7 separate regions of the Homo sapiens genome follow, and all the other regions are linked to region 5. The links are chromatin loops, found by intact Hi-C in ENCODE. Cell type or tissue: PC-9. All regions are shown on one strand.

The links. Hi-C counts contacts between places; a loop is a spot of excess contacts. Peaks named below come from ENCODE experiments on the same cell type or tissue, not always from the same donor. Only the 100,000 strongest peaks of a DNase experiment are listed, where the experiment ranks them.
Region 1: it touches region 5 in a loop (10-fold over the local background); 7 of 110 quality-filtered maps call a loop at or near these places.
Region 2: a loop joins it to region 5, with 8 times the contacts of the local background. A loop is called at or near these places in 92 of 110 quality-filtered maps.
Region 3: it touches region 5 in a loop (3-fold over the local background); 6 of 110 quality-filtered maps call a loop at or near these places.
Region 4: a loop joins it to region 5, with 6 times the contacts of the local background. A loop is called at or near these places in 5 of 110 quality-filtered maps.
Region 6: a loop joins it to region 5, with 14 times the contacts of the local background. A loop is called at or near these places in 44 of 110 quality-filtered maps.
Region 7: it touches region 5 in a loop (7-fold over the local background); 92 of 110 quality-filtered maps call a loop at or near these places.

Annotation. Positions count from the first base shown.
Region 1 is chr11:15,767,793-15,771,792 of GRCh38, forward strand. It overlaps LOC105376567 (a long non-coding RNA gene), which reads right to left and starts at 684. Exons shown (of 6, transcript XR_931071.3): 1 at 426-684. In PC-9, a CTCF peak has its summit at 3,223 (motif pointing right); a DNase peak (open chromatin) is centred at 1,569; H3K27ac peaks cover 1,584 bases.
Region 2 is chr11:16,604,703-16,608,702 of GRCh38, forward strand. It overlaps a transcript of SOX6 not described here. Among named protein-coding and RNA genes, the nearest start is that of C11orf58, 130 kb to the right of the region's middle. RefSeq lists enhancers at 2,420-2,921, 2,922-3,421. In PC-9, a CTCF peak has its summit at 1,688 (motif pointing left); DNase peaks (open chromatin) are centred at 1,419, 1,729 and 3,089; H3K4me3 peaks cover 4,000 bases; H3K27ac peaks cover 2,265 bases.
Region 3 is chr11:15,965,723-15,969,722 of GRCh38, forward strand. SOX6 (SRY-box transcription factor 6) reads right to left here. Exons shown (of 16, transcript NM_001367873.1): 16 at 727-4,000. It overlaps MIR6073 (microRNA 6073), which reads right to left and starts at 3,899; the gene lies at 3,811-3,899. RefSeq lists an enhancer at 135-284. In PC-9, no CTCF peak of the experiment used is centred here; DNase peaks (open chromatin) are centred at 29, 1,579 and 3,859; H3K27ac peaks cover 2,326 bases.
Region 4 is chr11:15,901,319-15,905,318 of GRCh38, forward strand. No RefSeq gene overlaps it. Among named protein-coding and RNA genes, the nearest start is that of LINC02682, 7.6 kb to the right of the region's middle. In PC-9, no CTCF peak of the experiment used is centred here; DNase peaks (open chromatin) are centred at 603 and 2,123.
Region 5 is chr11:15,648,150-15,652,149 of GRCh38, forward strand. The region is part of intron 4 of LINC02751 (long intergenic non-protein coding RNA 2751); the gene reads left to right. Among named protein-coding and RNA genes, the nearest start is that of LINC02751, 97 kb to the left of the region's middle. RefSeq lists a silencer at 2,165-2,254. In PC-9, CTCF peaks have their summits at 2,009 (motif pointing right) and 2,211; DNase peaks (open chromatin) are centred at 2,092 and 2,382; H3K4me3 peaks cover 398 bases; H3K27ac peaks cover 1,057 bases.
Region 6 is chr11:15,814,210-15,818,209 of GRCh38, forward strand. No RefSeq gene overlaps it. Among named protein-coding and RNA genes, the nearest start is that of LINC02682, 95 kb to the right of the region's middle. In PC-9, no CTCF peak of the experiment used is centred here; DNase peaks (open chromatin) are centred at 2,192 and 2,492; H3K4me3 peaks cover 715 bases; H3K27ac peaks cover 4,000 bases.
Region 7 is chr11:16,611,851-16,615,850 of GRCh38, forward strand. It overlaps LOC105376571 (a long non-coding RNA gene), which reads left to right and starts at 954. Exons shown (of 4, transcript XR_931086.3): 1 at 954-1,364; 2 at 1,865-2,650. It also overlaps a transcript of SOX6 not described here. In PC-9, CTCF peaks have their summits at 1,974 (motif pointing left) and 2,178; a DNase peak (open chromatin) is centred at 1,981; H3K4me3 peaks cover 971 bases.

The DNA of each region.
Region 1 (4,000 bases), 120 kb after region 5:
ATGAGACATGCCTGACAATGTCAAAACAGCAAGCAGCCTCATCTTCCATTTTATATTTTGAAATAGGAAAGAAAACAGATGAAATAGCTTTTTCATTATTTTCCACAGCCCAAAAGGAAATTCACTTCAATTTTAATAACATTTCTATTTCTTATTTATCATCATGCAAACCTTATAAAAATTGCAAAGTCTAAATTTGAGGGATAGGGTGGAGGGATGAAAAAGAAAATGTTTCTGTCATCTAGTCTTTTTTTATTGAACTAAAAATAAAACCTATGTTGCTTTTGAAGGAGTAAACAGATGGATAATAGTTAGTTCAACAAATGGCCGTGAAGTGTCAGGAAACCGGCTCAAGGCTATGTAGCCAAGAACACCCAAGGTCACACCACAGAACTGGTCAAGTGCAGATGCAAACCCTGCCTTACCTAGCCTTGACGCCATAGATTCCACTCATGACATAGCCAGCGTGAACAACGTTCAGCACCTCTCCCACCACAGCCAAGAATGATCCACTGCTCTTCAACCACCAGGTCTCGAAGAAACTCTTCCTCCTGGTCCCCATTCTTTGCATCAGTAGCTCCTGATTTGTATCTTAGGTTGTGTTTTCATTGGTTATACCTGTGACCTACAACCATTCTACAGTTATAGGAGCTGTAAAATGCTAGGAAATAGAGCCTCTGGCATTTTCAACTACTCACCAAGACTCATAAAGGGGAAGGGCATTTAACATCGAGCCACGGAAAGCGACAGAACAATGACTATCATAACTTGAACCCTATCAGATGCTGGTGAAGTACATGAACTCTGCAGTCAAACTGACTAGGTTCAAATCCCAGCCCTTTTCCTAGAGCTACTGAACCAAGTACACTCCCAGCCTAGGGCCTTTGTCCTGCTCTTTCCTCTTTCTGAGATTCCTTCCCCTCCGATGTGGGATTATTCACCTGATTCATTTTGGTGAGCCATATTGTTTGAAGCCATATCCTCCTTGCTTTCTTTATGTTCGTTCCATGATTTATATGTATCCCTAAAACTTATTACCATGGGATAAACTATATCACATACCTGTTGATCTTCTTCCTTACTGTTTGTGCCCTACTCTACCTACCCCACTTGGCTGTAGGCCCCATGAGGACAAGAGTTTTGTTTGTTTTGTGCACTGCTGTATTCTCCAAAACCGAGAACAGTACCTGGTGCATAGTGGACACTCTATCAATATTTTTGATTGAATAAATGGAATCAGCCAGCCAAGTCATTTCTTTGAACCTTAGCTTATCATCTGTAAAATGAGTTTCATAATAGAAACTGCATCATAAGGTTGTTTGAAAGATTAAATAAGATTAGCGTCTGCAGTGAGATGGTGATAGTCTCCTTACCCATCCACCTTGCATTTCCTATTTCCATCTCAACCTACCCGCACTGGGGCAGTTAAACTAAAGCCCCTACTACTTTAGGAAAGCTGTCATGGTAGGACCAGACGACAAAGGGATCACATTCTTGGTTTTGAAGTTCAATGCTCTCAGTCCAGAAGTAAGACAGAAACTATTTAGAAGAATATGTGATCAAGCAGAACCAGTTTTTCCAGTCTCACTACCCATACCCATAAAACTTTCCAAGGTAGGGAGGAGGGGAGAGAGTGCCAGAGAAAAAGCAAAGGACTGTGGCCCTTCCCCTGGGCCCCACCTCCCCTCCACAGGTGTCAGCTGCAGAGATGGAAAAGCGGTCAGGAGAGCTGTGGATACAGAGGAAAGGGTCCATTACTGTGCTCCCATCTGGACTTCTGTGAGATGGCAACTCATGGGGGCCCAGGAACAGATAGCAGAGATAGTTCCATGGGGCTCCAGAGGCAGGGGTCCTGGACACCCATAAGTCTCCAGTATTCCCAGCACAGCACTGGAAAATAGCCAGCTCCCCCTGTGTAGCATGGGATGGCATTAGAATTAGGAGAGAAAGATGACATATCAGAGAAAAGGAGAGACTATGAAGCCAGGACCAGGTGGGACAGCAGTGCCCACACACCTGGGAGAGGGTGCCAGTGACCAAGACCAGGAGTCACATCTTGGCAGCCACCATAATTGGAAAAAAAATGATTGTGGGCCAGAACCTCAGCCTTTTCTCAACTCATACCCATGCCAGGATACATCTCAACACCAGAATGCATATGCCACACCAAGGGGAAAAAGAGAAAGGCAACAAGTTTGAATGTATTGAGCTTAAACCCAAAGCAACTTAGAAAACCCTGAGAGGACCCAGATTCCTTAGTACTAGAATTGGATATCTATCATGCAGAACGGGGGCTTATATAAACATATAATTAATAAAAATGAAGTCATAGAACAAAAGAGTTACATTTATTTAATTCAATGATTACATGGCCTATGAAAACCGGGCTTGCCAAAATATGTAAGGAACTTATTAGTGTCTGGCATTTAGTGAACAACTAAACATATGGAAGCTGCTGTTATCTTTGTGATGACCCGCTGGGCACCAGTCCATTCACTTCAAGCATGTCACCTCTAATTCCCACAACAACCCTGTAAGGAAGGTATTTTATTATTTCTCTTCTGTAATCATGAAAAATGGGACTTGGAAGGATTCAATGATTTGGCCAAAGTCACACTCTTAGGAGAGGCCAGAGCTTTGAACCTAGGTCGCCTGATTCCATTCCAGGTTTCCACATCTCACACTCCCTCTTAGGGGATGGGAGTCCTGCTTAGGTCAGGAGACACTTGCTCTGGTGAGACAGCTGGATGGAGCTGTCCTGGGCTGGTGGGCATTGCCAGCCCTTGAGAATGCTCCCATCAGTTATGGCAAGGACCCCAGGCTATGAACAGCAGTCCAAATCCAAATTGGCCTCTCCAGGGTTACCTACGTAGACAGGGCTTGCTTTGTGATGTAGAGAGAATCCAGGGGCCTGTGGACTTTGAACTGAGACAGTGGTTGATTTCCCTCATAGGTCTTCTAATCACTCAGCCCCAAGACCCTCAAGTCACAAAAGTGTGTATGAGAAGAGCAAAGTCCTCCTCTGAGAAGCCTAAAATAAAGAGTTGAGATACCAGAGGGAGGAAAGCCCTACCCACTTCAGCTGGGGCAGTATCTGGGCACTGCAGTCTAATTCCAGCTGCAATGATACCTCATTCCTTCTTCATGAGAGCAAGAGAGGCCCAAACACTGGGTCAATGTCCCAGGTGGAGCCACAGAACCCAAATGTCCACCAGGGAGCACCAGTGAGTCATATGGGTCTTTGGCAGAGATGTGAGGGAACTGGTGGGGGATTCAGGGTCATTTCCAGGTTCATAACCAAATATCTTTGAATTTTCCTCACTTGGGTGCAGGTGGGCTAGAGAAACAAGGGACAGGTGCAGTGACTTCAGGGTCACTTTGCTGTGTTTCATCCTCTCCTCCCACAAGTAACACACACACACACACAGACACACACACACAGAGGTACATATGTACATGCCATGCGGAGCCCTGAATCCAATCTGCTCTAGCAAAGCCTGCTTTTTCTGGAATAAAAATGGTCCTTCACTTCCAATAATTTGTTTGAGTTGTTATTTAATAGATTTCTTTTGCCTAATCCTCTCTTGTATCTCCTGATTCTCCACAGCACCTGAACAGTCACCCGCACGTGATCTCCTGGTCCCTTCAGGCCCCCGCTCTTTCTGATGCTTCCTCTGAATAACAGGCCTGAGTACAAACTCACATCAGAGGTGAATGTGCCCTGCTTTGGTCAAATAGTCTCCCAGGACAGTGCTGTCCAGGAATCTCCTTGGCTGCCACCTCCAACCAGGAAAGACCCAATCCAATCACAGCAAGAGACTACCTGAGCTGTGAATCCCCAGGCCTCCCTTGACCAAGTACAAGTGACCCACAGCATGAGGAGAGTGAGGGTTTGGGAAATAAAGCTGCAGACTCTGGAGGGGTTTTGATTTTTCAAGAGGGCTGATTACCAAGGTCACAAAAGCAGGTACCAGAGTTGAGGCCAATTAAAACTGCCTGA
Region 2 (4,000 bases), 960 kb after region 5:
GCTAACAGCCCAGCCCCGCCAGTTCAGTCGAAGACTTATTTTTAGTCCCCAAATAGGGGCTGCATTCAATATCTGACAATTCACACAAAACAACATTTTCAAACTTGGTCCGCCTAAGAGACCGTAAATAAAACTCAAAACAAGCTGGCGACTGCCACCTTTTATCTGCTCCGAACACACCAATTCTTTTTATCTTAAAGCTCTGCGGAGCGCCGGGGAAGCAGCCCGGCACCGAGCTAATCTGCCCTCAGCAGCCCCGGGCCGCTCCTCCCGGCATCGGAGCACAACCCCAGCAGCCTTTGCACAAGCCCTTTCCCTTCTCTGCCCGGCCCTTTAAGGGAGAAGGAAGAAAGCAGCTCCCGCGGGAGCGGCCGGGCTCGGGCTGGGTCCCGGGGCGGGTGGCAGCACCGCCCCCTGCCCTGGGCCGAGCCCGGGAGCAGCGGACCGCGGCCCCGGCTGCAGAGGAACGGCGGGTGGCGGGGCCCCGGCAGGGCGCCGAGAAGGACGGAGGGCGCCGGCTGGGCTCAGGGACGCGGGGCGGGGAAGAAACGTGCCGGCGACCGTGCGCTCGGCCGGGTGACTCCCTGGCGAAGTCCGCGCCCGGCGGGGCTGAACTACCCCTCGCCCCCGCTCCCGCCAGGTCAGGCACCACTGCCCTCGCGGCCAGGGTAAAGAGGACCACAGATCAGTCAGCCTTGGATTTCGGATGGGCTTGGAATTCGGTTTGTTTATTCCTGAAAAGATCATTAAAAAGTACTGTCCAAAAACGGGGGGAGGGGGAAGGAAGGGCGACAAGCGGAGGGAGCTGGAGGCAACTCGAGCGGTGTCCCGAAAAAGTTGCGGCGGAGCGGCGGTGGGGTGAGGGTGGGAGGAGGGAGCGCAAGCGTTTTCTAGCGACCCGGGTTTTCTTCATGAACTCCTCCGAGTAAACTTTATCCCGGCGAGAGAGCGGCGGAGATCCTCGACTCCCGCCCGCCCTCAACCAGTGTCAACCCCACAAACAGCCTAAGTTTCCAAACCGAAATGGGGGTGGGGTGGGGGTAGCATTAAGAAGCCCAGAAGCTCAGCGGGTCCTCCCGACCTCCCGCACCCAGAGCCTGGGTGACACTGAAGCGCTCCGAACACTGTGGCGTCTCAGTCACACAGCGAATCAACCCAACACTTTTCAAGAAAACAAAATATTTGCTAGGAAACTTACTTTGCATTTAGTCTCTATTCTTTGGGGGATGCGGTTTAGGTCGGCTCGCAAGGGAAGCCCGTTTTGTCCAGGTTGGATATTGTCTACGTATGGATCAGCCCTTGGATGAGGGTTTATTTTAATTTATGGCTTATGCATTCTTTTAAGGTCGATTTACATGACCTCCGGCTACAACTAAGACAGCCGAGGAGGGCACTCCAGTCGTCAGTCGGCCAAACCCACAATTAAAACAGCCCTCCCCCTAGTCTCGGTGTGACTAGGGCTCTCCCGGGGTAGGCTAGCTGCCTGCCTTTCTCTTTCTCTCTTCTCTCTTTACTTCCCTCTTTTTTCTTTTTTTTTTTTCCTTTATATCTTTCTTTTTTTAGTATCGCGAAATAAGAGGTGGTATCAGTTTTTTAAAAGTTTCAGTGTAACTTTCTCTAAACCCAAGCCTGCGGCGGTAACAAGAGATACAGCGCTCACAAAGCCCTCGGGATGTTGCCCTCTTGTGGGCACGGAGGGCATTACCGCCTAGCGGTCCCATCTGAACCTTCAAAGCCGACACGCATTTGCTTTCACAGAACGAGGAGGGATGACTACACACGCAGCCACAAAAGCTTCCTCTATCACACACTTGAGCGAACTTCAATGAAATACCTACCTCGAACTTCACGGAGACTTACAAATTCATTCTCTAAGCCACCTGACTTCTTTTTCACATCATTCCCAATTATATAGATTAGAATACCAATGCGGGGAGGCGGAGGTGGAGGAGTGAGGTGGGCCGAGAGGGCAGACAGATTTCCGGACGAATACTTAGGATGGCGATAACAGCTTTCTGTTGTCAAAGGTTGCGTTGTGTCCCTGTCCCTGCCCTTTTGCCTTAATGTCCTACGCACAGTTATCTACGGCTACAACATGTGTTTTCTCAGGGTGGATTTTTTGGAGGGGAGGTGAAGGGGAGAAAAACAGACCCCCGCCACGCAGATCTGTCACTCCGGAACAAGGCGCAACTCTCCAAGAGGGGGACGCATCCTCGGGATCAGCGCGTCCACCAGCGAGCGGCGGGCGCCCGGGCCCCTTTCTCTCCCTCCACTCCCCCTCCGCGTCGGCCCCTCGGAGCGCCCTCCTCCCGCTCCTCCTCCTCCTTTCCCCTCCCCAGCCAAGTACGCAAACCCGCCCCGGCCCGGCAGCCGCGGCTCCCGGCCACCCGCGCCCTCTCGGGGCTCCGCTCGCTCGGCTCTCGTCCCTCTGCCTGTCCTGCCCCAGCCCCTCGGTCCCAGCTCACAGAAACTAACCCTGGAGTGCCCGGAAGGGCAGGAGCGGAAGACGCCGGGGGACGGCGGCCCGGCCCTGGGCTCCTGCCCCCTGCCCCCTCCGGCGCCCCAACAGGTAGCTCACAGCGGGCCGCGCGCCCTGGCTCTGCCTCCCTCGCTCTCGAGATCGCTCGCTCCGTCCCGGTTACCTGGGCGGGCTCCAGGATGGTACCGCGCGGGAGGGCTCCTTGTGCGCTGCGCCGCAGGAGTAAATGGCATTAAAGAAAAAGGGAAAGATACAAATAAAAAAAATTAAAAGGAAGGGGAGTCGGTGCTAGGTCAATTGTCACAGTCCGGGGAGCAAGGGAACAGAACCCCCCAGCGCCGCGGCCGGCGTAGCCCGTTAACTCAAGTCTGCGGGGGTGTCCCGCCCCGGGTGGGGGCAGCGCAGAGCGGCAGAAGTTTGCCGCCGGGGTTCCAGGAGGTGCGCGCGGAGCGGGGTGACTAGGGGCTTCACCCTGGAACAAGTGAAGGCGATGGTTAGTGCTGTCAATCTTGGCAATCAGTGTGAGCGGCCATGTCGTAAGTATTCAAAGCATTTCCCGTCGTGCAACATCAGAAAGTGAGTGGCCAGGGCATTGATCTGAGCGAGGGAGAGGAGGCTGGGCTCCCCTCCCAGACAACACAGGCAAGATGAGACAAGAGGCGAGGGAGGCAGCGAGCCAGGCAGAGAAGCTGGGAGGGAGGAGGGCGGGCCGGGGGAAGAAGGAGGGGAGAGCGGGAGGCAAAGGCAAGAGAGAGCCGCAAAGAGAGAGGAGGGCAGAGACATCGGCGAGACCAGAGGTTGGAACTGGGGAAAGCGCCTGGAAAGAGACGGTGAAGCAACTACTAGGGGAGAACTGGAAGGAGACAAAGAAGAGAGAAAGTCGGGGTCAGAGGAGAATGGGGACAAGTACTAGGTGGGGGAGAGGCAGGCTGAGGGGAAAACGACCAAAAGAGCTCTATTGGGGCTAGGGCTGCTGGGAGGAGGAGTCAGGAGAAAGGCAAACTGTAGCGTGGAAAAGGTAGGCAACTCGGGGAGAAAAAAAAGGAGCAAACTGGAGAAAGTGAGGAAGTCAAATGGTAAAGGAAAATGTATGAATGGTAGCTTGTGCTTTGGAAAAGTTAGGTGACAGAAGGAGGCATGGGCTGAATGTTGAGAAGTACTAAGAGATAGAACTGGACCACAAAAGCGAGTCACGAGACAAACGGAGAAGGGGAAGGACAGGCAGGCCAGGGAGAAGACAAGAAGGGTGGATATTAGGATGAACAATAAGAAGGATGAAGGAAAACGAAAAAAAGAAGTAGTCAAAAGAGAGAAAAGAAAGAGATGAAGGAAGCAGAGATGATGAAAACACACCACTTAGTAGGATCTCAGCAAATGGGGGAAGAGAAACATTTTAAACGATGGAGGAGGAGGCGTTGAAAAAAAAAAAAGAAAAAGCAATTCACACAGGAGATTCCTAACATATGTAGGTGGCAGTGTTCTGGAGGCCATATGGATTATATAGTTTATGGATTCAAATTA
Region 3 (4,000 bases), 320 kb after region 5:
GGTGTTGGTTACTCATCTCTAGACTCACAGGACTGGCTTGGCTGGTGTGGCAAGTCTCCCTTAAGGGCCCTGCTCACTTCACCCCACTACCCACCTTCCGTCCCCACTCAGACTCAGCACAATGAAATAGCTTTGGCAACATTTTAGAAGCTGATATCACTGGGAACCGAGTTTCACTCTGGATGCAACTCATTGCTGGACAAAAAGATGGGCTCTTTCTTCTCTGAGGCAGAAGGTACTGAGTAATCAGCCAACTACTGCCAACCACAGTGGAGGGAAAGGTTCCATAAGTGCAGCATTTTCCACTCTTGGCTGCTAGGCTCGTAGAAGGTGGCGTCAGATGAGAGGCTGGCCCTTGAGAGTTGTTCATACTCCAAAAGGCTCTAAGCTGTTTCACTGACACGAAGAAGTCAGGTAAAGAGGCAATGCCATGCTCTCTTATCTTCTCTTGACAAAAATCCACCTTGTATCCCGTTCCTCCCTTCTAAATCCACAAGTATTTCCTGCTGCAGCCAGGTGTGCTCCACAACGAAAAGAGCAGGCAAGTCTTTCCAGGCTAAGGGGTTCCATGTCTTTCAGAGACCTACCCTTGGGCCAGGCAGAAGCAATGGCAGAGGGCAGGAGAGCTCTGCAGGCTCCAGCAGCAAGAGGGTGGCACATTCAGGGCTGGCTGGGGCCCCATGGTGGGGACAGTTTGCAGGGCACAGACAAGGCCATACACAGAGGTCATAAAACAAAATTTATCTTTAATTTGTAAGTGTCAACAGCAGTACAAAAGATGGAGTGATGACAACTAGATTAGGGTAGAGAGGACAGTCTTGAGGTAAATGAGCATAAATAGGCAGTTCTTATAGACACTCCCCTAAGGGGCCTGAGCCCCATCACGGCATATACATTATCACCCAAAGATGGCATGTTGAACATATCAGGAAAGCACCTTGTGCAAAAAGGAAAAAAAAAAAGTAGCTAAGGTGCCAACATACACCAGGATAGATAAAGACAGTGTGTCTTTCAATTTTGTCTTTTCCCTTAATTATGAGGCAGAGGAGGGGAAGACTTTGAAAAGTACCACTGAAAGATTATTCAATGTTGAGCTTTATCTCACGTCAATACTGCACAACAAAATCCAAGAAGTTTGTGTATGCAACAAAGCTAAGAACAATGATTCATTCCTGTAAATTTGAAGAGATTTTTTTTATTTTTCCCATTTCTTTAATCCTTAGCAAACTTTTTATTATTATTATTATCAAGAGGAGAGTGTGAGAAAGATGTGATGGCAACCCTTAAGGTCATTTAAAAACTTTACACTGGACTGTACAAGATTTTTTTTTGATAAACTATTTACATTTTCAGACTTTCAAACATATTCAAAGCAGCAATAGACACTAGTTTTTATGTTTTTTTCTTTTTTTCTAATTGCCCAAATAGTTACCAGCCATGGGCCAAGTAGGTACCTGCATTATACATAGAATTTCTACAAAGAAAATCTGCAGTTAAAATTTGCTCCAGGATGTATTAAATGCCCTTAGCAATTCAAGGGCCACACCCAGTGTTGCTATAGGAACCAAAGCACAGTACCTTGACAACAGAGTTGCAGTTGTCCCAACAGCCCTACACAAACTTTACACTTTGAAACAGCAGCCAGCATGTCAGTCCAGCATGTCAGTGAATTGTGCTGATTAAATTAACATAGAATACAATTTCACAATATACATCACAAACAAATTACAACGTCGGGGGAAATAAAAGAGTTACAGTAAGATAAGTTATGTAGTAACAGCTTATAAGCTTGTCTAAGGTAATAAAAATTTTACATGGCAAATACAATAATGAATGAACATAAATGCTAAGCATTCTAATTTGCTACAAGCTGGAGGAGGGTACAATAAAGACTGCACTTTCAAAAAAGCAAAAACACATATGACAAAGGAAGACAAAGGGAGAATGCACATGAGCAGACCTGCAATGTGCAGCATACAAAACAGTTAAATATTTGCACATTCCCCATACTCCAAGAGCACCAGCACTGAGGCCTCACTTTATGCTTGTGGTTCTTCAGGAATAAGAAACTACTGAGCAAGATATGTCACTGAGTTTTCTTCAAGCGTTCATATTGCCATGGACACTGATTAGAAGAGTTATCTGCATTAAGCATTACCTTTCTGCCCCCACCCCGCCCACCCTTACCTCTGCCCCAAAGGTACCAGCATTCCAAATATTTGTTCATGAGCTTTTGGAAAGCAATCTGTCCCCAAAGGGAAAGATAGAATGGGGATGAAAAGGAAATGTGTTTGCATATCAATATTTTCAATGATATTAGTACAGGGGCACGCTCAATAGGATATGGCATCAGAAACAGAACATCATTGGCAGGAATAACAGACAGAAGTTGTTTATTAGGGAAGAAAACATGTCAGGGAGCAGATGACTTAAGGAAATGATGCAAGTGCTTTTGTGAAAGGACAAATGAGGTCATACAATATTATTATACTTTGAGAAGTGAGCTTAAGTGCCAACTCAATTCTTAGACAAACGTGTACAAAATCAGGCAGGGCTACAGCAACCATTTTTGTCATTTTCTCATTAAAAAGGAAGACCCAGTAGTAATTTCAATACATTCCTCTAGCTGCATTTCTTTGCAGTTGTTGGCACTTGGTACAGGACTTCTCATATGATTTAAAATTACTAAGTGATTCTTTTTCCTCTCCCTAATGAGTTGGTAGAGGTCAATTCTTTGCAAAATGAGTAAATTGAGAGAAGCAGCCTCAGCTGTGCTGTTCAAGTGACCAGGCTGCCTTCCTACTGAGGGTAAATGGGCTTTCCTGAAACAATCCCTGCTTTCTGCTAGTGCTTGTGCTCCTGGCTCAGGAGGGTGTACTCCGAAGAAGCAGCCTGGCTTCAGAAGGAAAAGAAAGCAGCCTTTAATTTCAGCCCTAGAGTGATCACGCCCTTTTCAAACACCCTCAGGCTCCCGTGGGGCTAATGTTCAGGGGAGGCCAGAATTCGACAAGCTCAATAGCACTGTGAGCCCACACCTGAATTTAGAACTTGGCCTGGGCTTTGGTGTCAGGACCCTGGCAAATCAAATCAGGCCTGAGGACAAGGCTGGAGAGTATCAAATACCTAATGAAGCAAACCGAGGTGCTTCTAAAAGGCTGAGCTGGGTACACATGAAAACAACAAAGCTTCCGTACCTTACTGGAAAAGACACTGCTTCATATCTGCCAATGAAATAGAAAAGTTGTCAGCCTAGCGGCTCGTATCCGCAAAGCGACCTTTTTTTTCTCTCTCCCTTCCTACTTTTTTCCTTTCTTCCTTCTTTTCTCCTTTTCCTTCCATTCCATATGGCTATTTTTTTTTTTTTTTTTTTTTGGGAGAGGATTGCCTGGCAGTGTCCCAATTCTAAGTGACAAGGAGAACCCTGACCCTGTAAGTTCTTTAACAAAATGGAGATAATTTTTATTTTTGATTTGAAGATACTATGAAATAGGGAGCACCGCAAAAACAAAGTTGCTTAACATTCTTGAATCTAAACTGACATGACGGGACGTTTATTAACGGCCGATCTCAGAGGTGGATTTTTGCCTTTGTAGTGGCATTCATGCTTCTTGCTATTAAATGGTCACAGAACTATCTTAGAAGATTTATGTAGACTCCCAAAGCAAACTGACTGTCTCCTAACTGTAGTGGAAATTTAGTATGTCCAATCATCAACTTTCTGTAAGAAAAAAGGGAAATGTCTGGATCTGTGGACAGTGGGTTCTGAACTGCATGAGAACCCTGGTGAAACGTTTTGCTGTCCCAGCTGCAGGCCAAACACTGCTCTCTCACTGTAGCTGATAACTCACTACCCCGAGAGGCACAGTGACTCATCAACTTTCAGTTTGGACCAACATCTATGGATAGAGAACAAAAAGGAAATACATAACTTATATCTCACTAAGTATTCATGAACCAAAAATAAATTCTATTTCTATGTTATATTTACACAATTAGAAAA
Region 4 (4,000 bases), 250 kb after region 5:
GGAGGATGGAATGTTCTTATCGCTCTCCAGAGGGAAGGCTTTCTTCTTCCTTCACAAAAATGTTAAGCTTTATAATCCGATAGGGAACCTGGACAGGCTGCAGCTGGAGGCCTGGGTCCCACTTCTGGGAACTGTGGGGAGAAGAAGAAAAATAGGAGTGGGGAGGGAGGAAACAAGTCCCCTCGAGCAGGGCCAGGGAAGGGAGAAGAGGATGAGGACAGGGGATGGGCAGACCTTCCACATAATGAAAGGGAAACCTTGGAGATGGTCCCCAGACCCCAAGACTGCAAGAGCTCTCTTCCTCACGACTCACTCCACTCCGCCCTGTGAAGGAGGAGGAGCCCAACCTCACGGTTGAAGGTTGCTGGCCTGTTCGCACACCTCTGTGGACAGCAAGCTCACTCTCAGGGCGTCTTGTTCTGTCCCTTGCAGGAAGCCGTGAGTCTGAAAATGTCCCTCACAGAGCTGAAAGCATAAGTTGCTCCCACCTTTTCACGACAGAGGCCTGCATCAGACAGGACAGGACAGGTCACCTCAGTGGGGCCTCCCTCCTCAGAAAGCCTGAGTTTCTTGAGGTTAGAACACTGCCATTTCCTGCAAACAGATCTACTTCCTGAAGTGTGTTGAGCGGGACACTCCCTGAGACTCAGAAATCCTGCTAGAGCCAGAGTTTAAGGACAAGGTGACATGCGCCAGTGGGCCATTTATTCAGCAAATATTTATTCAGTGTCTCATGGGGAAGAAACCAGTGAGGCACTAACTGATAAGCAGTTGCTGATCCCCTACCTCCCAGCTTGATCCAGGGCCTGTGAAACCCCCCAGCTTGGCCTCTGGAACTGTCAATGCCATGGGGACCATATGCTCTGGGAGGCCAACAGGCCTGGCCACTTCTTGGGGCTCCCCCAGGAAGAAAGCCCCACTCTTACCCTGTGCCAGGTCAGTAGGGTAGAGAGAGAAGGGGTGATAGAGTATATTAGTCTTTTCTCATGCTGCTACTAAAGATATAGCCGAGACTGGGTGATTTATAAAGAAAAAGAGATTTAATGGACTCACAGTTCCACATGATTAGGGAGGCCTCACAATCATGGCAGCTGGCAAAGGAAGAACAAAGGGATGTCTTACATGGTGGTAGGCAAGACAGCTTGGGCAGGGGAACTCCTATTTATGAAGCCATCAGATCTTGTGAGACTTATTCACTACCACGAGAACGGTATGGAGGAAATTGACCCCATGATTCAATTATCTCCGCCTGGCTCCGCCCTTGACATGTGGGGATTATTACAATTCAAGGTGAGATTTGGGTGGGGAAACAGTCAAACCACACCATGGAGGGACCCAGGGCCAGGCCCCTCAGAGCTGAGCCAGTGTGCCTCTCCTTCACCTCCTTCCATAAGGCCGACCACAGCTTAAAATGCTTGATCCTGTTAGCTGCTGGACCCCGAGAACAATTGTGCTAAACAGACAAGAGCTGCGGCTCAGGTCCACCTTCCAGTTCTGTACCTGACTGCTCAGTCTTGGCTAACATTCCTCCTGCGACAGGGAGCTCACTTCCTCCTGGGCGGCAGCCCATCCAAAGGTTGGACGTTCTATTAGATAGTCCATTTCGTTTTAACCAAAATCAGATATAAAATAATGCAGACGCAGACTGTCATGTAAACTGGCTTTTAAAAACCAACACCGTATTGTGTACATCTTTCCCTCTATGGATGTGTTTCATGTGTGTGTGTGTGTTTGTGTGTGTTTGTGTGTGTGTGTGTGTGTGTGTGTACATTTATATATACGGAGAGTGAAAAAAATTTAACAATGATTATCTAAGAAGTAAAGTTCCATGTCAGAGGACTCTACACTTTCTAATTTACAGTTTTATACATTGCTTGAATTTTATAGATTATCCATTACTTTTATAATAAAAAAGGACATTTATATTCCAAAATTAAAAATAATATGTTGTTTAAAAGAAGGTGCTGGGTGCAGTGGAGTAGTGGGATAACCTGAGGAAAAAGACACTGTTTAATAGAAGTGGGAGATGGGTGGGTGTGGGACAGAACGTGCCTGACATGCCCCAAGGCCATGCTTCCCAGAAGAGAGGTGACTCATTCCCAGCCAGAGCACCAACTCTCCTAACCTAGGTCAGGTTGATGGAAGGCTCCATCCTGCCTACAGGGCACTGCCCAGGGGGCAGGTTCAAAGTCAAGCTAAAGGGCTTCTGGACATTCTGCATGTGACACCAGTCTGTGTTATCTTTGGGAAAGATGAACGTTCACCTGGGCCAGATGTGTTGCTGTCACTCCAAACTAGGGAGGAGCCAGCTGCAGGCAGCTCAGCAGACCCTGAGGGGCAACCCCTCTGCCTCTGCTCACAGAACAGGCTTTGTGGCCACCCTGAACTGTGGGATCAAGCAGAGGAGAGCTTTCCTTGAATCTGCTCAAAGTTTAAAGGTGCTCAAATTCCCAAATTAAAAAAAAATAATAATGTAGGACCATAGTGGGGAGGCTGGAGATCAAACTTAAGGGTGGGAAAGAGAATGATTTCCAGGGTCAAGGAGGTAAGAACATCTGACTGCAGGTCTCAACAGAGAAAGAGGTGGGGAAACGAGAGGACGCCGAGGCAGGAGGGGAAAGGGGGCATCGCGGTATGCTGGGCTTATCTAGTCCTGCCTTTGGGAGCATATGTATATGCTGCTCTTTTGAGAAGGCTCTGCACACCTCTGCAGTGGTCATTTGTCACCTTTGAACATTCCCCCCTGTGTTTATGGAATTCCCCACTCAGAGTCCTAGTCGGAGGCAGAGACCACCTCTTTCTATGCAGCCAGACCTCTACTTTCCCAGCCTTCTTGCAGTCAAAACTCAAGCCCCTGACCATGCTTTGATCATCAGGATCATCCACATCAAACAGAATCGAAAGCAAAGGATGCAGCCAAGCAGACGCCACCTGGAACCCATTCCAGTGAGGGCAGCAGTAGCCACCACACTCAAGTTCCACAAGAGCCAGGGCTAATCTTCTGGGGCCAGCTGGGATCTGGAGCAGGGAGAGCACTTAGGTTGTCACTGACTGCAGTGTCAGAGCCTGCAGTGAAGGTTTAGGTGCTCTCCCTGGACTGGTCAGTTCTGCAAAGTGATTTTGGATGTTGTTCTTCACTGTGGGCCTCCAGGCCAGTCCTCTGGCCCTCTAGAGATTCTGCAAGTTTCTCAAAATCCTTTTAATAAATCTTTAGTTCACCTAAATTAGCCATCTTGGTTTTCATTGTTTCAAAGGCAGAAGCCAGGCCTGAATTGGAGGCCTGCTTGGTCAGAGGAAGGTAAGGAAGACAGGAGGGTCTCAAGAACAGACACTAATGGCTCCAAGCTGCGCATGGACCCACTGCCCCCTGAAGAACTAAGAACTGTCAGTGGGTTATCAGCATCAATAGAGAAGATCCCTCTTCCAACTCCACTCCTTCCTCTGTTCAAGAAACAATAAAACTCATTCCTGAGTTGCATCAGTGGATGGCACAGAACCCCAGGTTGTGCAGGCCCAGGGTAAGCTAAGTTCCCCATGGCATCTTGTCCTGGGTCTGAGCTGCTCGCATCAATGCTGCCTTGCCGCACAACCCCAGGGTGCGCATTCCTAGTGTATTCTATGAGAATCGCTCCTTACTTCCCGACGCTGTGGTTCCATTGAACTCAGTATGGAATAGTGCTCTGGAGTTGCACAAGATGGTGGCCCCTGGCTGTCAGAGGCAGTAGAGAAATGAGTTCTGAGTTAAGACCCATAGACCTCTGCAAAGCACATACTAGCTAGGAGTAAGTATGAAAGGACTTTGCTGTAATTAGAAGGTTCCTGCACTCCCATAGCCTTTGGCCTTTCAGCATCCACATCTCTGGGTCCTGTCTCAGATGTCACAACCCCAGAGCCTCTCTGCCTCCCTTGGCCTGAAGCATCCACTCTCCACACATACCCTTCCCTGAAAGCTTCCTCCATCATTGCAATGTCTGCCTGAGAGCCTATTTCGAGGCAAGTG
Region 5 (4,000 bases):
TTAGGACTTTTGATAGCAAATCAAGGGCTTTTTCTGTTCACACAGAATAAAATCCTAACCCCACCAGGTCCAGGATGTCATGTCTTTGCCTCATCTCTTGCTACCTTCCCTCTTCTTTACCCTGCTTCATCCACACAGGCCTTCCTAGGATGCAAAAAGATTTTCCCTGCTTCAGAGGCTACGCATCAGCTCTTTTTTCCTATGTCTGGAATGCTCTTCCTTGATTTTTTACTTGGCTACCATCTTTTATTTTTAAATCAGCTTTATTGAAGCATAATAATAATAATAATAATTATCATTATTATTATTATTATTTTTGAGATGGAGTTTCACTCTTGTTGCCCAGGCTGGAGTGTAATGGTGTGATCTCAGCTCACTGTAACCTCTGCCTGTCAGGTTCAAGCGATTCTCCTGCCTCAGCCTCCCAAGCAGCTGGGATTACAGGTGCACACCACCAGGCCCAGCTACTTTTTGTATTTTTAGTAGAGACGGAGTTTCACCATGTTAACCAGGCTGGTCTTGAACACCTGACATCAGGTGATCCACCCACCTCGGTCTCCCAAAGTGCTGGGATTACAAGCGTGAGCCACTGAGCCCAACCTGAAGCATAATTTGTATGAATAAAATTCACTCCTTTTCAGGGTTCAGTTTGATGAGTTTTGACAACTTTATAAATACACTTAGGCAACCACCGTTACATTTCCATCACCTTGGGAAGTTTCCTCCTGCTCCTTTGCAGTCCATCTTTTGCCTATACCCCAGGCATCCTTTTCATATAAGATGCAGTCCATCTTTTGCCTATACCCCTTCCTCCTTTTCATCTAAGTTTCAGCTTAATTATCGCCTCTTCAGAGGCCTTTAGAAGCAATGCCTTCCCTGACCATCCAAAAGCTCTCTTCCATGCTCCTCCTCCTTCATTCTCTTTCAAAGAGTCTGGCTGTTCTCTTTCTTGCACTTACTACAAGATGTGCCCATTTTATCGACTTACTTGTTTGCTCTATTTCTGTCTTCTCCAAACAATATAACCTCCATAAGGGAAGGGTCGTTGTCTTTATTAATGCTTGTAACCCCAGGGCACAGTGCTTGGCACATAGTAGAATAAATATTTATTAAATGCATGAATGAATGCATGGATAAGTGGTACTGCATCCTTCTGTGTGCAAGTAGCTGAGGATTCATGGCTGAATCAGAGATGATTTCTATGCTTATGGAGTTCACAATCAAATGGAAGTCTTGTGACAGGCACACAGATAACACCGACACAGATAATCCCTAATGCTTGGATAATGCACTACTATGCACGTATAAGCCATTTACTGTGTGCCAGGCCTTGTTCTAATTCCTTTGTATATATATATTCACTCATTTTATCCTCATGGCAACCGTATATGGAAGTTACTACTGATATTGCTGGTTTAAAGATGAGGAAAACTAGGAGTTTTCCTAGTCAGGCTGAGTCACTTACCGCAGATAAGCTAGCTTGTGAGTGGAGAAGTCAAGATTTGGGACCATGCTATTTTGCAGGGCTGCCTGATCCATGCCCCAAGAGAGGGTCACATAAGGGATCCAGAGAATACGGAGAAAGCTGAAGGCAGGCCCAGCTCAGACTCAGGTCAGACTTGCAGGGCAGGCGAAGTTCTAACTCTGGAAACTGGAAACCGGGACAATTGTCTCTGGAAGCCCTACATCAGGTCCAGTTCAAGCAGCCAGAGACAGCCCTCCAAACCCAGGGGCAGGATTTTCAGGCCTCTAAAGGAGACTATAGCCGGATGGGGAGGGAGTGGCTTGCCCTCGTGCCCCTGTGTCCCCAGGGGTCCAGTTACCCCAGTGACAGTGCAAGCCAGAGCATCAGGGCTTCAGGTGGCCAGCTGAGTTGTTCCCACAAGGCTGCAACACGTATCCGGAACACATTGGGAACTGGGGCTCCAGGCCGAGAGGCCTGAGCGCCGCCTGGGGATCTGGTCCATCTGGGTGGCAGCTTCCCAGAGGCCTGCCGCGCTCGGCCTGCAGTTCTCCGCTGCGGACGGTAGGTGGCAGCGGGTCGTGAGAAATGGCCCTCGCCTGGCCCTGGCTGCGGAGACCCAGCCTGGAGAAAAACGTGGCTGGGCTTCGGCCGCCGAGCGAGGGAGAACCGCGCCCCCGGGGTGGGGCTTGGGGGCCGCCCTGGGACTCGGTGGCTTCTGCCCGAGCGGAGGTCAGCGAGGACCCGGGAGGCAGCGCCTGGATGGAGCTGGACGGGGAGGGCTCTGCTGGGGCTCCTGGTCCCCATGCGGCTGTGCTGTCATGGGGAGCCCTGGGGACCCTGGCACCCTCGTGAGGGCCCAGCCCGCCGACTCCTTAGCCAGAACTTGTGCCCAGCGTGGGAATTTTCTTCCTGAGCAAACAACTTTTTTTTTTTTTTTTTTAACTGAGGAAGAAACTGCCCTTCAGAGAGGTTAAGGGACTGGCTGTGGCCACATGGCTCTTGCGTGGCTGTGCAGTTATTAAAACCTGGTCCTGTCTGACGAGAATCGTGCTTTTTTCCACTGTGCCAATACCCAGTGGGGGATTCCCTGGTGTGAGCGCCTGGGGATAACGGGGGTGTCTTCTAGTCTGCATTTACAGTGAGGAACTCGGCTACGCCAGGGTGTGGCCATGGGCCCCCGCTCCCAGGCACTGTGCAGTGAGGGGGTGGCTGAGACGACCGCTGGATGGCCTTGGAGAGCCCTAATTCCCTCCCAAGCCCTAACTCTCCAGGCCCCCTGCCCTGGCAGCCTCTGAGCATTAAATCTGACCAGACCTGCCCCTGCAGGGTCTGAACTCCGGACGCCCCCCACCTCTGTCTACCTACTCTTATTGTACTGGATTTCAACCCGTCTCCCCACCTCTGACATTTGAAAGCACTTTTACTCTCGGGAATTCGTTAGCTCTTTACAACCACCCCGTAAGGCAAAAAAAAAAGAAGGGATGTTTACATTTACAGAAGAGGAAACCGAGGCCTCAGAGAAGTGATTTGCCAAAGGGTACCAAGCAAGTTCGCGGCTGAGCCGGGTCTTGAACCTTAGGTCTTCATAGCTGCCTCCTGCGACAAGGCGGGAGCAGCGCTGGTGCAGAGCTCTGGAGCGGCCGGCAAGCCGAGCAGCGGAGGCCCTTCCATGCCTCTTCCTCTCCCGGAGGCAGACGGGGAGCGGCCGACAAATTAATTCACGCTATCTTTACATTATGTATAATGCGGCATGATTTTATTTTGCTTCATTCCCGAAATCTTTTACAGTAATTAGTAGCGGAGTAAAATATAAAAATTAATGCAATATAACACTTTAATGGTAATAATACACTATCCTGTCTAATTAATAAAATCTGTTGTTTCCAAGCACGATTATTTATTTGACAAATTGATAGCACACATCCTGTTCATACCCTCTTTCCTAGCTCCCATCCTTTCAGTTTATCGAATAAAACTGTAGCAGGAAAATAAACAGATTGTCTTCTGACCTGACAAGCAAGTGAGAAATAAACCTCTCACTCATACATCCCTAATTGTTCTCAGCAATATCCTCTAACACATGTCCAGATTGCTTAAAAATGAATCTTGATTCCTCCCCCCCGCTTTTTTTTTTTTTTTTTAAATTGCGTCTCCTTATTTTAGAGAAAAGAGACCTTTCCTCCCTTTCCTCTGGGTAGTGTTTATATCGGGGCAGTTGGAGGGATATAAATTTTGTGACTGTGTTCAGAAATTCTGATGGCCTTGCTAACAGAGTGAGGCGATTGTTCAGGCCATGCCAAAGAGAGAGAGAGAGAGAAAGAAAGAGAAAGAGAAAGAGAGGAGGTCCGGGCTGCTCTGAGCCGCTGCCGAAGAACGCTGAACCCATCGCGAAGGCTGCAGGAGAGGATCAGCAAGGGAGCAGGGAGCAGTGAGGTTGCAGGATTGTCATTGGGAGTTGGCAAAAACGAAACTGGGGAAGGGGTTAGGGCAGGATACCCAGACCTGGCAGTATTTGCAGGTAGTACTAGGGAATAA
Region 6 (4,000 bases), 170 kb after region 5:
TAAAAAAGCTATAATCTTTACAAATGATTTTTTAACTATAATCACTCCAGTTTTTAGGCATAATTATGTTTCATACTTAATGCCCAATTCAGCCCTTTTGTACTCAGATTTTCTCATTCTTGAACACTTTTACTTTCACTATTCTTAAAAATCTTGGGGTTGTCTGAGCTACATCTTCAAGTAGATTTTTCTGGAAGCTCACATGGGTTAAATATTTCCCAAGACTTAAATATTTGAGAATAACTTTCTATTAGTTTTACACATTGGTGGTAACTTAACTGGTTATAGAATTTCTGTTTCTTGTTCAATTTTTTTTTTGACATCCTGAAGTCAACCTGACTTACTTTTCCCTTTAAGTAATGCAACTTTCCTGAAGTTTAAGAAGAGATATTTTTTCCTTTTCTTTGAAATCTAATAGCTTCATTAGGCTATGTTTGGTGGGATTTTTTTCTCTTTTAAGTTTCCTTATATAAGGAAAGCCCTTCAAACTAGAATGTCAGTTATTCCTTCAAATCCGAGAAGTTTTCTTCTCTTAGGTCTTAGATTATATTTCTATTCCACTTGAAGTGCTCCTTTTCTTTAAATACCATGTTTTGCTCTCCCTATCATATTATAATATTGGTGGATATGTTTGTCTTTTCTTATTTGTTATTCATTCTGTTATTTTTCAATCCTGTCTCCACACCACTGACTTAATATTTTCAGGTGTTAATTCTGGTATTTGGGAGCTAATACTTTATTTTAAAATTTACAGAATATTATTGTCACTCTTCTTATCTTTCCTCATTTCTACCAGCTTTCTGTTTTAATCAGTTGTGTAATCATCAATATATCTCTCATTCCATAAAGTCCATGTTTTTCTTTAGGATGTGAGTTAGTTGCAGCTAACATGTTTTTCTATTTCCTTGACTATATCTTCCTTCAAATTTTGCTCTATTTGTATTTTGCATGTAATGTTCCATCTATTTGTGCATGTGTTTATTTTTTCCAATTCTTATTGTGGTTTCCTACTGCAGGAATTTCTTTTCATTTGTCTCTGAACAGAGCCATTGTATCTGAAGCTGCTTCTTTCTTGAGTCGGCGTGGATTTCCTGTTGTCTTGAGCAATATTTGAATCTTTTCCTTGGAATATGAGCTGGAACACCAGAATTTTTTTTTTCTTTGGCCTAGTCACTGAAGTGCCCAAAGGGTGTGGACAAGGAGCTGGGGTTTTGTATAACCACAATTAAAGAATTTTGTCTTTGCTTTCTTTCTCTGTAATTTTTGGAAGTAACTGAGGATAGCACCACTCTGTTGGTGACTCAGTTCCCCTGTCTCATGGAGGAACGAAGCTGAGCTTTGAATCTGGGTGTGCTCCTCTCTCAGGGTGACTGGTTATAAAAGATGCTGTCCTTGTTGCTGTCCCTATTTCTCACATGATTTTGAATCAGTTTAGCTGTGCATTGATTTCCACACCATACTAAGCCTGTGTTTGCTGCTGCTGGATCAGCCCAGGCAGTGAATCCTAAGAAATTACCCCTCAATGCCTCTCATGCCATCTGTCCTGCTAAAGGTCAGAGGAAACATTGGCAGCAATTCCAGCCAAGATTTTATAGTGCATTTTTATCAACACTGGAGAAAAGGTTCTTTATAGGAGGTAGTTCCCTGGAACAACCTGCATCTTAACCCCTGTGCTTCTAAATCTGGACTATGAGCAAATTTCAGCTTTTCTTTCTCTTTTTTCCTGCTCTACTGCAATGTTGTTGCTAAGGGGAGTCAGGCATTTGTGCTAGGCATCTACTTTCAGTACTGTCCAAATTGTTCTGAATCTGAAAAGCATTTTTCACAACTCTCAGAATATGACTTCCCTAATTTTGGCGAATGGCTTAGTCTGCTATATTTGCTTCAATATTTTTCATTTTTGTTTATTTGAGAAGGGAGTTTCATGAATCTTCTTTTTAGGATATCTTTTATTGATTTCTTTTTAATATTCTAATTCCAAACTCTTTTTTAAAATTTTTTATTCTTCACTTCAACTTGTACTCTTTTACAATGCACTGTAATAAAATTACAGTATATTAAAAACATCCTACTATTTTTCACTTTCTGTTTATGACTCAGATTCGCTGTATAACTTTCTTCATATTGCTTCACCTCTGTGGGCATTATTTTGCCCAGCTGCTAAGCAACCAGTTTGCATCAGGCGGTCTCTCAGTACTCTCCCAGTGCTTGAAGTTCATTAAATGGAAAATACTAACCCTGGGTTTCTGAGAATTGCCACTGTCCTTGGTTTAGGAGATGCCTAGGGAGGGAGTGGAGGGGCAGGAAGGTGTTGGGTTCTAATCTGTAACTAAATCACCCTGGATGTGAGAGCACACAAACTGTGAACAGCATAGGAGACATATCTGGAATCCCCTGCCCCAAGACTTTAAGAGTCTGACAAACAATCTCAAAGGAAAACAATGGTTCAGATTTCAGCCACTGGTCTGGAAAGTTAACACATCCACCTGGCAAGACTCCCAAAATCATAGCAAAAGGAGACTTTGAATCTGAAATTCACATCTAAAAATATGTATTCTTTGAGAGCTGAAGTGAAACTTGATCCAACAGAAACCATTCCACTGTCCATTGGCACTGATTCATCAGGAGTTAATCATGGCCAATTCAACCTTCTCTAAATGCAGTTTAAGAAAATAGACAAGTATCTATCCCAGGAATTTCATACAACCCAATTTTGTTTCACAAGCAGGTCCATTCCCAAAGACGACAGATAGGCTGCCCTGCTCCACAAAGATCTCATCTTATTTTGCTTATCTGGAGCCAAACGCTAACCCCATCACTAAAGGATGCAGGGCCTCTGAATTTCTTGACAGGCAAGATTCCCTAGAGCATGGCATTCTTGTGGTCTGGATGGTCTTGAAAAATCAGAGAAAGACAGAGAGAATGGTGGCAAATGGGGGCCAGGCTGAGAGTCAGGCAAGGCCCTCAGGGAGGTTTATGCTTCAGTGTCGTCGAGATTGCTGGTTTGTTTTGAGACCTTCAGTCCCAGTAACCCTGAGATCAGCTGGAGTCTCTCTGCTCCCTTAGCGTCTAGACAAAAATGAGTCAAAATCTCATTTTACGTCTTGCATGAGTCTATGGCAAATTCTCAGGGGACTTAGGTACTTTAGGCATGTCCATACCAAAAATGACCTTTACCATTCCACCATTAGGGGTGTCCTCTGACCACTTTTTGTATCATTTTCTGCTTCCCATAGTCTTTTAGGCAGAGGAGGCTAAACATTATAACAAACAACCTCAAAATCCCAGTGGCAGTCCAGTTGGGTATTTAGAGGAAAGTCTTATGCAGTGTTCCAGGAATCCAGTCTCCTCTCTAGTGGTTCTATATTGGAGTTCACCTCTGAATCTTCTGCATCCAGCTGTGAGACAAGAAAACAAGCATGGAGAATTGGGTATGGAGAACCACACAGGATGTTTCAGGGGCCAACCCATAAAGTGGCACACATAATTTCTACCCAACTCTATTGGCCAGACTTGGTCACATGGCCCCATCCAACTGTAGAGGAAGCTGGGAAATGTAGCTATAAGTGGTCCCAAAAGGAAAATTATATTTGATGAGAACACAGCATTGTTTCTGCCATACCATCTTTTGGGATCCTCTGTCATGCTTCTCCCTCTTCCATCTTCTTCCCATCTCTACCTCTCAGGGTCTCATGTAGAAGAATTTAAACATTCTTGTGCTCTCATAATACTCTTCCTCACCAAACATCAACATGACCTCATGATGCTACTCAATACAGCAGCCACTGCTTCCAGAGTTGGGCTAAGAATTCAAATCTATTTACCTTCGAATCTAATTATCTATTCACAAAAGCGGAAAATGAAACCCTTAGATTTTATAAGTGGAAGAGCTTGAATTTGAATCGGTATCTTAAGTTCATCACTTTTTCTCCTACATCATAATGTCTCATCTCTTTAGTTAGAATGTAGGCTCAACATTAGAAGAAAGCTCCTGCTGTAG
Region 7 (4,000 bases), 960 kb after region 5:
CAGTAGCGGCAGAGCACCGCCACAAAGGAGGTGGGGAAAAGTGGTAAAAATGCATGAACTTTTTTCCAAAGAAAAATAAAGATAAATCAAAAATAAGTTTTACAGACATGCCTTTCCTAGCTTAGGAAAGTTAATTTTTAAATGCGCTTCTGCTGTCTAAGGTGCAAAGCCAGGCTAGGGAGTGCGTGGCTGGAATCTGCATGCTGATAAGAGAAGGCTGATGTACTTACAGTGACAGAGGGCAGGCTGCGGGAGAAAAGCTGTTTGTGTTAGCCTGCGAGTTACCCAGGGCTGCAGTGAGAGCAGAAGGGAGGAGTGGGAGTGCCAGTCTGCGTACACCTTCACCGCGTCTCATTACATCTGCCAGCCTCTCTCTCCCTCTCTCTTTCATTTCCACATTCCCTTTGTTCCTGAAAAAAAAAAAATCTACACGTCACATCAGAGTCCCCAGATGCAGTCTACACCAAAGAAAAAAATGAATAATTCAATCAAACTGTGCATAGTCTCTAAGGCAATAAATCTATTACACTTAAAGAAACGAAGGGTAATTACCACCATAGAATTAAAATAAGGCCAAAGACCAGAGAAGTCGCTGAGTCTGTGGATAAACTCATCCGTAAATAAAGTTTCATTTATTTAATCTTTTTGGCATCTCAAATGGAAAGTCAGAGAAAGATTTTTAACTTATTTTAGAAGGGTACTCACTTCTTTTTAAACACATTGAGGCGGGGGGGCGGGGTTGGGAGTGGGGGGATGGCGATGAAGAAAAGGAGAAAAAGCCTGGAGTATACTACCTTGCTCAAAAAGCTCCCAAAGGCAGCGTGGAGCGGCACAGACACGAACTAAGACAATGTGTGTCTGCGGAGCCTGTACAGGGTCCATTTCTCCCCCACGTCACCCTCCTCCATTCCCCTCTAATGAGACGCGGATCACCCTCCACTCTCACCGACACTGCAGCTCTGCACAAGGGCAGCTGGAATCTGGGAACCTTACCTGCAGCACCAATACCTAAGAGAAATCGCGCTTCCCTGACACTAACACGCCATGCCATCCCCACGCACCCTGCCAAAGTCCTGTAACCATCTACTTCTTCCATCTGCCTAAGAGAAACTGTAAACGGGATTTCCCCCCCACGATTGAATGGAAGCTCTGTACTGTACCGACTTCTGGATTTGCCCTGGGTTGAGTTTAGGGAATGTCTGGAAAGAAAAAAAGGGAGGAAAAAAGGAGGGGGGCAGCTCAAGCCTTGTCCAAGTTAGTCAGAAGGCGGTGTTAGGCAGGAAAGCGCCTACGGGAAAAACAGCTGGGATGCAGACGGGCTATGGAAATCTCAGTTCTAGGAACCGTGTCCTTTCGTCCCGGAGGTAAGATTGTGTGACTGCCTCACGTTTATTCTTTCACTGTCTGTGTCTCTCTTCCCCACCCCCAACTACCCCTGCCACTCAGATCAGCCGGCATGCACCCTGGAGAAGGGCACAAACACGGCGGGGGCTTTATTTTTCAGGTCTCTCCACTCATAAATTATGGGTGTCACTAAAACGAGATTAGCAAATCTTCTACCGCTGGCGGCGGCAACCAGAGCCTCTGTCTTGCCAGTTGCGCACTCTGAGACATCTCTCGGTGCAGAGTGGTTCCGAAGCCCCAGCCCGCTGGGTCGCTCGGCCTGAGGGCTCAGGTGATGGAGAGGAGGCTCGCGGCGTCCCAAACGGGTTCGGCCAAGGGTTTCCACCCCATCACCACTTCCCGCTGCCTCCACGCGCGCGCGCGGACCCACGAGCACACACACACGCACGCACACACACAGACACGCGCGTATTCTGAAATTCTGGCCGAACTCCTCATCTAAACGGAAGTCCCTTTACAGTCAATTCAGCCCGCTCCAGAGCATCGGGGAAACTAGACTGTTCCGTGGATGAACTGCGAGGATGCCGGCGGTCAGGCTTGGCCGAGCTTTGTTTACGTGCCTAAGTCGCCACCTTGAGGTCGAGGGGAAGACTGCGCCCAGCTAGGGGCTGTAGAGACGAACCCAGCTGACACTGGCCCAGCAGCCTTGGCGACCTCCCGGGACCGCCTGAAAGAGAAGCAAAGGGAGGGCGCCCTGCGGGCGGGCGGGCCACGCTAGGCGCCGTCTGCCCTCAGAGACTCGGGCTGACAGGAGTGAGAGCTAAAACTTCCAACTAGCTGAAACCAATAGCCGGGAATCGAGCGAAGGCGAACTCTCCCAGCAAAGTATAAAGCTTCGGGCCAAAGAGTCTGCAGCTCCAAGTCAGGGGCTGCGGCTCCGAAACTCCAAACACTAACTCCCAGGGCAGTGGCAGAGGGTGGGGGCAGCTTCGAAGAGGCATACCAACTGCTCCGGTCCTGGCCGAAGACCGAGCTCCCTTCTGCGGTGACCTCGGCTCAGAGCTGACTCCGTACTCCCTGGGACTCATCTCCCGCTTCCTCTCCACCTTCGGAACAGTAGACAAAGGGACTCAGGGACGCGGCCAGACCCAAGGTCACAAACGGAGGTCTCCGAGACGAGAATTGCGTGCAAGAGAAGGACGTTCAGGCAGCCCGGCCGCCTGCTGCGAGAGCTGAACATTTCCCAGCTCTATAGTCGCCCATTTCTCAGGAAATCAGTCCTTCTGAGTGTCTAACAATGGATTAGGTAAAATAATAATGATTATTAATTATATCAATGATTTTCTATTTTCCCATTCCTACCCCTATGGAAGCCTTTTTCGCTCACCGTTCTTCCTATATTCACGCCTTGCACTAAAAGAATGCCAGGCTTAAGAACCTCCTAGCTAAATCCTGAAATAATTTATCGCGGTTGTTCTTTGTTACTCCTGGTCACTGCCTCCAAGGCTTGGGGACATCTGCAAGGCCACACCGTAGGTCCTCCTCGGTGAACTGTGCCCCATGGGTTCCTCAGTCATTTCCCTGCTACTTGGATGCATAGACATTATTTAAATATACTTTATAAATTGAGAAGAATTCTATTTATTTCAAGAAAATGGGACACTAGGGAACTATTTTGTTTTATATGAGCATAAATCAGCCCTGGCTGACTTTGGCCGTGCCCATTCAGTATTTTGGTCAACAATAAATAAATAATGGTATAAATTAAAAATTAAAAATATAGCCACAGCAACCCGATGCTAATGGACAACAAGAAATGTCTTCTCCAATAAAAGAAGCAACAGGCCCCCAAGCCGGACCCCACTCCCTGTTTCATGCCACAGCCTATCAAATTAACATTGGATAGCTCTTCCATTTATGTGGAAAGCTGAATGTTACCGAGAACAGTACTGAAGTTTCCCAGGGAATCCCAATTATAGAAACACCTGTGCTAAGTAATGCTATTCTAATCCACTATGAAAACCTTAAGTATGTAATAGTCCTCAAATCATCTCATTTCTTAGTTGCAGTGGGGTAGGCCAACCTCATACAAGAACATTAGACTTGTACAATGTCCTGAGAGCCTTAACTCAGAGCGCTCTTGGTTTTGCCATACATAATCCTGGCAGTTCATTTTATCTTAAATGGAAAAAATATACACATGAAGTTTAACATAACTGGCAGAAACTAAGCCAGGGTAGGAATTAAACAAATCCAGTGACTACAAAACTGGAACACAAATCACATGTGCAGTCAGGGACCAATTCCATTATTTTTAATCAAAAATTCTACAACATAGGAGTTGTCACTATTCAGTCTATATTCTCCATTTTACCATAAACAGAATATTGAATGGCAAAATATAAGGAAATGAAACCACCATAAATAATGTGATAGAAACCAGAACATTGTAAACTCCTACCAATTTCCCAAAAAACATACATGTCAGCTATATTTTTAACAATACCAGACCTAATATTTTTGAAGTGCTATCTGAAAATATATCTATTTATTAAGGTAATCGTTGCTTTATTGCTTAAGGCGGCCAAAACTAACACTTCTGAAACATCCAGATGAAAAGTGAAATTTCTATCCATCATCTAACTGTTTCTCTTAC